Linked DNA regions of Homo sapiens: region 1 is linked to region 2. Evidence: chromatin contacts called from ENCODE Hi-C or POLR2A ChIA-PET data. All regions are on one chromosome and are shown on one strand. Each heading gives the region's core, a stretch centred on a gene start or an enhancer-like site at or near the end of the contact. The rest is flanking DNA. Distances are from core to core; before and after follow the strand shown. Region 1 overlaps CRLF3 (cytokine receptor like factor 3). Region 2 holds the start of EVI2A (ecotropic viral integration site 2A).

The links. Hi-C counts contacts between places; a loop is a spot of excess contacts on that map. ChIA-PET counts read pairs that join two places held with the same protein, here RNA polymerase II (POLR2A). Pooled maps may share reads with other maps.
Region 1: a loop to region 2 is called in a map of CD8-positive, alpha-beta T cell, with 7 times the contacts of the local background. The contact joins the enhancer-like site here to the promoter of EVI2A in region 2. A Hi-C loop is called at or near these places in 2 of 168 maps with a recorded cell type or tissue (CD8-positive, alpha-beta T cell and naive thymus-derived CD4-positive, alpha-beta T cell) and 7 of 50 pooled maps. POLR2A ChIA-PET finds 5 or more read pairs at or near these places in 7 of 52 experiments (CD4-positive, alpha-beta T cell, GM12878, OCI-LY7 and 4 more).

Annotation. Positions count from the first base shown.
Region 1 is chr17:30,807,420-30,810,476 of GRCh38, forward strand. The region is part of intron 1 of CRLF3 (cytokine receptor like factor 3); the gene reads right to left. Among named protein-coding and RNA genes, the nearest start is that of CRLF3, 16 kb to the right of the region's middle. Within about 2 kb of position 1,637, at least 8 of the 41 ENCODE cell types and tissues checked have a DNase peak (open chromatin) inside an H3K27ac peak, as active enhancers do; they include CD4-positive, alpha-beta T cell, CD8-positive, alpha-beta T cell, GM12878 and 1 more, where a contact is called at or near this core.
Region 2 is chr17:31,320,334-31,323,364 of GRCh38, forward strand. EVI2A (ecotropic viral integration site 2A) reads right to left here and starts at 1,289. Exons shown (of 2, transcript NM_014210.4): 1 at 1,162-1,289. The region is part of intron 36 of NF1 (neurofibromin 1); the gene reads left to right.

The DNA.
Region 1 (3,057 bases), core at 387-2,886, 510 kb before region 2:
CCATGTAAAAACAAAAAATGCCCATGCCCAAGGACTAAAACAGAAAAAGAGCAGTATCATTTACTGGGTGGGCAGACCATAGAAACAATTTTCTTTCCTTTTTTTTTTTTTTTTTTTTTTTTTTTTTTTTGACACAGAGTTTCACTCTTGTGGCCCAGACTGGAGTGCAGTGGCGCAATCTCGGCTCACTGCAACCTCTGCCTTCTGGGTTCAAGAGATTCTCCTGCCTTAGTCTCCTGAGTAGCTGAGATTACAGGCGCATGCCACCACGCCTGGCTAATTTTTGTATTTTTAGTAGAGACAAAGTTTCGCCAAGCTGGTCTTGAACTCCTGATCTCCGGTGATCCACCCACCTTAGCCTCCCAAAGTGCTGGGATAAGGCGTGAGCCACCTCATCCAGCCCTTTTCTCTCCATTTGACATTAACGCAGTTATAATAATATTTATGCAGTTAGTAAAATAATTCTTTAAATCACAAAGAGAAATCCTAAATTAATTGTTAACTAATTTCTGTATTTACCAAAGAATTTCTGTGAAATAAATCCAAGTAAAAATTTTAAAAAGAAAGAAAGGCCATAAACCCAAATTGCACTTGATTCAGCTCACCATTCAACTATGAGATCTTTGCAAACTGGGCCCTCATCTACATAGCATCTGGTAAACAAATGCTGTTGAGTGAAAACGCAGTTAATCATGTGTGTTTCAAAGAACTTTCTAAAAGAACCAAAGAGAGAATACCTTATGATTTTAACACAACCCCTGGGATACTGTTAGAAATTCAGAATCTCAGGCCCCACCCAGAACTGCTAAATCAGAACATGAATTTTTTTTCTTTCCTCCTCCTCCCCTAGAACCTATATTTTTTTTTTTTTTTTTTTTTTTTTTGGAGATGGAGTTTTGCTCTTGTTACCCAGGCTGCAGTGCAATGGAGCAATCTTGGCTCACTGCAACCTCCACCTCCCGGGTTCAAGTGATTCTCCTGTCTCAGCCTCCTGAGTAGCTGGGATTACAGGCGCATGCCACCATGCCTGGCTAATTTTTGTATTTTTAGTAGAGATGGGGTTTCATCATATTGGTCAGGCTGGTCTCGAACTCCTGACCTCAGGTGATCCTTCTGCCTCAGCCTCCCAAAGTGCTGGAATTACAGGCGTGAGCCAACGCGCCCAGCCAAACCTGTATATATATATATTTTTTTTTTGAGTCTTGCTCTGTCGCCCAGGCTGGAGTGCAGTGGCGCCAACTCGGCTCACTGCAACCTCCGCCTCCCAGGTTCAAGCAGTTCTCCTGCCTCAGCCCCCCTAGTAGCTGGGATTACAGGCATGCGCCACCAAGCCCAGCTAATTTTTTTGTATTTTTAGTAGAGACGGGGTTTCACCATTTTGGCCAGGCTGGTCGCGAACTCCTGACCTTGTGATCTGCCCGCCTCAGCCTCCCAAGGTGCTGGGATTACAGGCATGAGCCACCGCACCCGGCCAAATCTGTATTTTTAACAGGACCCTCAGTTGCTTTGTATACATATTACAGATACCAGAATAAGTGAAGACCTTGTGTCAGAACGCTGTAATACATTTCGAATGGCCAAGAGGAAATTCTGCAGTTGAGCACTGTGCCTCTGAGGTCCTGTCTTGCTCTTTAGCGGATATAGCATACACAGGAAGTGCATTGGTTAGGTAAAGTCAATTTCCTCTTCAGAAAGAATTCAAAAGCTCCTTCAGCTGTTGCAGAGCCTACGTTTTGTTTTTGTTTCAGAACCTCAGAAAAAAGGAAGTAAGTGAACACAAAACAGACAGAGGGCTAAAAAAATGAGACTCAATTTCCAAATTCACCTCCTGTACTCTCATTGTAAATTTGGTCCCTTTTGCTCATAGAATCCCAACCACTGCCATTTGAAACTTGATACCACCATGGGATCATTTTCTTTTCCTTGAAATATTTCATGATTTAAAGCCTAGTCACCTTTAATCCAATCATGTAACTAATCAAGTTCATTTGCTTGACTTTATGAAACTAATTTAAAAATGCAGCTCCACTGCTGAGTGAATTTCTTCATATTTGATGTGGTACCAATGGTTCCATGCGTTCACTGTTAACTCAATAAATCTTCACAATGCACTTTCAGAAAGTGAGGACCAAAGAAGAGAAAGAAGACAACTTACCCAAGGCTTCGCAGTGCCAGAAACAGTCTAACTCCAAAGACTATGCTCTTTCATTACACCATGCTGTTTTGTACTTACAGGACACTTTTTTTTTGAGACAGGTTCTCACTTGGTCGTCCAGGCTGGAGAGCAGTGGTACAATCACAACTCACTGCGGCCTCGAACTCCTGGGCTCAGGTGATTCTCCCACCTTAGCCTCCCAGGTAGCTGGGACCACAGGCATGTGTCACTACACCCAGCTATATTTTGTATTTTTTGTCGAGACGGATTTTCATCATGTGGCCCAGGCTGGTCTCGAACTCCTGGACTCAAGCAATCCTCCTGCCTCGGCCTCTCAAAGTGCTGAGATTACAAGTGTGAGCCACCGCGCTCGGCCATAGAACACTATTTTAAAAGAGCTCCCAGATAAATCTGTAAATTATGTATTGGCTAAAGACACTTCTTGGTATAACACGTAGTATTTCCTGTCCCTGTGTAAAGAATTGTGTGGTGGACAACCAATCAGCTTCAAATGCTACCTAGTCATTCAAGGCAAAAACAACTGTGGTGATTTGTAACAAAATAGATTTAAGAATACAAATGACAGACAAGATTTCAAACAGGAAACTGTAATATACATTGTTTATGTTGATCAATAATATTTTGAAATAATCTGCCACTAAAACCTTTAATGTAACAGACCATTAAAACTTACAAAGTTTTGGCCTGAGCACATTGGCTCATGCCTGTAATCCCAGCACTTTGGGAGGCCCAGGCAGGTGGATCACAAGATCAGGTGGTCAGGAGTTCGAGACCAGCCTGGCCAACATGGTGAAACCCCGTCTCTACTAAAAATGCAAAAATTACCCAAGCGTAGTGGTGCACGCCTGTAGTCCCAGCTACTGGGCTGAGGCAGGAGAATC
Region 2 (3,031 bases), core at 39-2,538:
CCTTTTATTTAAAAAAAAAAAAAAAAGGCAGATTCTTACCTAGCTAGTATAGGTAGGGCCTGAAAGTCTTTGTTTCCAAACCAACTCCTAAGCAACATGGATGCCACTGCTAGTCAGGCTTTTGAACATCAAGGTTTTATAAGAAATGGTTGTTATATGTCATTGGCTGACATTTGTATACTATTAAAATACAGAAATTGAAAATAAGAAATGTGATACGTTGAGTTATGCAAACAAAAGTAGCATGTAATAAACAATGCTAACTGGAGACTATATTTCATATTAATAGTAGGGAGGAAAAACTATTAAATATTCCAGGATTAAGATTACTTTTTAGATTATGACCTTTAGTAGACAATTAAAGGCCCAAGTCACTGGCTTTTGTATAATAGTGTTCAGCTTTAATTTTTAAGTTTAGTGACATAAATCTTTGGATATTTCATGATTCTTCCACAAAAAGAAATACTTGAAATTGGATTAGCAAGTAATTTCCATCTTTTTATACTAGACTGGACTTCTGTATTAGATGCTAGAATGATTTAAAGTAGATTATTCTTTTCACATTAGTTCATTAACAGTGTAGTATACATCATAGTATTGGTACACATTTTAACAGTGCTTACCACGGAACAGATAATAGGCCTGCTGTTGATTGTCTTCAGCCAGATGTACTGCAGTGCCCAAATAAACAAACTGTATGACAAAATGAGACTTTCTCTTGCCCTTACAAATGCCTGAGAATTGAGGACTGTTTTTACTCCAGTTTATGCCTTGGAGGCCAGGTTGTGTTATCAGAAGTTTTCTTATATCTGATCATTTTCAGTAGAATTTATTTTCAGTAGAATTTGTAATGTCCAAGCATTAGTAATGAGAAATTTATTTTTTAACTTTTGAAAAATAACAAAACATTTCCAGTTTACTTGAGGAAACCAAACTTAGATCCTTCGTAATCCTAATTTAAAACTCCATGGCGATGGCAAATTTTTTCATTTCTAACTTAAAATTTATGTAACAGGACAGAAAAAAAAAGTATACATTTTCAGTCACAATTCTAGTTTGTTAGTGAGATTCTTACACACTTTGATAGCATTTCCTCGAACACTAATCTGTCAGACGTTAGAAGTGAAAAGGCATAAGAAAAGCCGTATATATATGACCTACCTTACAAAATGCTTGGTCAAAATCTGATTATAACGTGATTTTGATAAACCACTTCTTTTCTTGTCTTCTTTTTAAAGCAGAATAGACTTGGAGAATATGAGCCTTAAAGTAAATCTGCAGTAAAAAAGGATATGTGCAGCTAGTTTTCCACTTTTAAAACCAAACCACAGATGACACATTTCCTTTCCACTGCAACTAAAGCACATGTCACAGGAGGGAAAAAAAAAAAAACAACGAAAAAGCTCCAACTTCTCTAGTTGGCCACTGGCATGACAGGAGGCTTTGTAGAACCAATCCCCGCCTCCAGAGCAGGGAGGGTTTTCCACTTAATGCCTTTTGACAGTATGCTCATTCTATAGGCCTGCTACATGCTTTAGTGTCATTCAAAAGAGGTTTTGAAATGGTATCTTCCATTTCAAATCTTCTCTAAAAGACTTATTTGAAATCTACAGACTGATTTGAAAATGTGAGTTTGGAGTCCATGGGATACTGATCAGATAATGTAACAATTGTGGAACTGCAGCAATTATTTGAGAAAATATCTAGTAAACTTAGATTATATGGGACAGAAAATGCTTTCGTGTGGTGTAGTGTGTGTATACACACACACACACACACACACACACACACACACAACTGTCAAACATCCTGTCATCACCTCAAGTTTAACATGACTGAAACAGACTTTAAGAACTAGGTATGGGCTGAACACGGTGGCTCACACCTGTAATCCCAGCACGTTGGGAGGGTTGACGCAGGCAGATCACTTGAGGCCAGGAGTTCAAGACCAGCCTGGCCAACATAGAGAAAACCTGTCTCTACTAAAAATATAAAAATTAACCAGGCAGGGTAGCATGCACCTGTAGTCCCACCTACTTGGGAGGCTGAGACAGGAGAATAGCTTGAACCCGGGACGTGGAGGCTGCAGAGATCATGAGATCTTGGCTGCATGAGCTAAGATCATGCCACTGCACTCCAGCCAGGAAGACAGAGTAAGACTCTGTCTCAAAAAAAAAAAAAAAAAAAAAAAAAAAAAAAAAAAGAACTGGATATGGCAGCACATATCTGTAATCCCAGCTACTAGGTAGGTTGAGGTAGGAGGATCACTGGTGGAGCCCAGGAGTTCAAATCCAGCCTGGGTAACATAGCAAGACTCCATCTCTTAAAAATTAATTAAATTAATGAAATAAAAAGAACTTTATTTTTTCTTTAAAGGAGGCTGCCTGTGACAGTCTTCTTGTTTCTGTTCATGATAGCAACATTCTAATATCAGAGGCTTAGTATACAACACATCATTTTAATTTAAGTCCTCTCAGTCCTGATCAGACTTTGAATCATGTTGGTCCTTCCTTCATATTGTTGGATCAGTTTCTTTTTCCCTGTTTTTACTGTCAACAGTACTATTTTAGATCCTTATCAGGTCATACCTAGACTCTACAGTGCCTTTTCGGTAGCCCTGAATCCTTCTTATATCTTGTATACATCACTGTCTTTGGTCATACCACCCTTTCTTTAAGGGAAAATAAAACCGGTTGAACAGTTCCCTAATACATACAACAATGATTCAGAAATGTTTGTGTACATAAACATCAGATGAGAAGATTGTTTAAAAATTATAAAAGCAGGACATGGTGGCTCACACCTGTAATCTCAGCACTTTGGGAGGCTGAGGCGGGAGGATTACTTGAGCCACAGAAATTCGAGACCAGCCTGGGCAGCATGGCAAAATCCTGTCTCTACAAAAAATACAAAAAAACAAAAACAAAAAACTAGCCGGGCATGGTGGCGCTTATCTGTAGTCCCAGCTACTCAGGAGGCTGAGGTGGGAGGATCACCTGAGCCTGGGGAGGTCAAGGCTACAGTGAGCTGT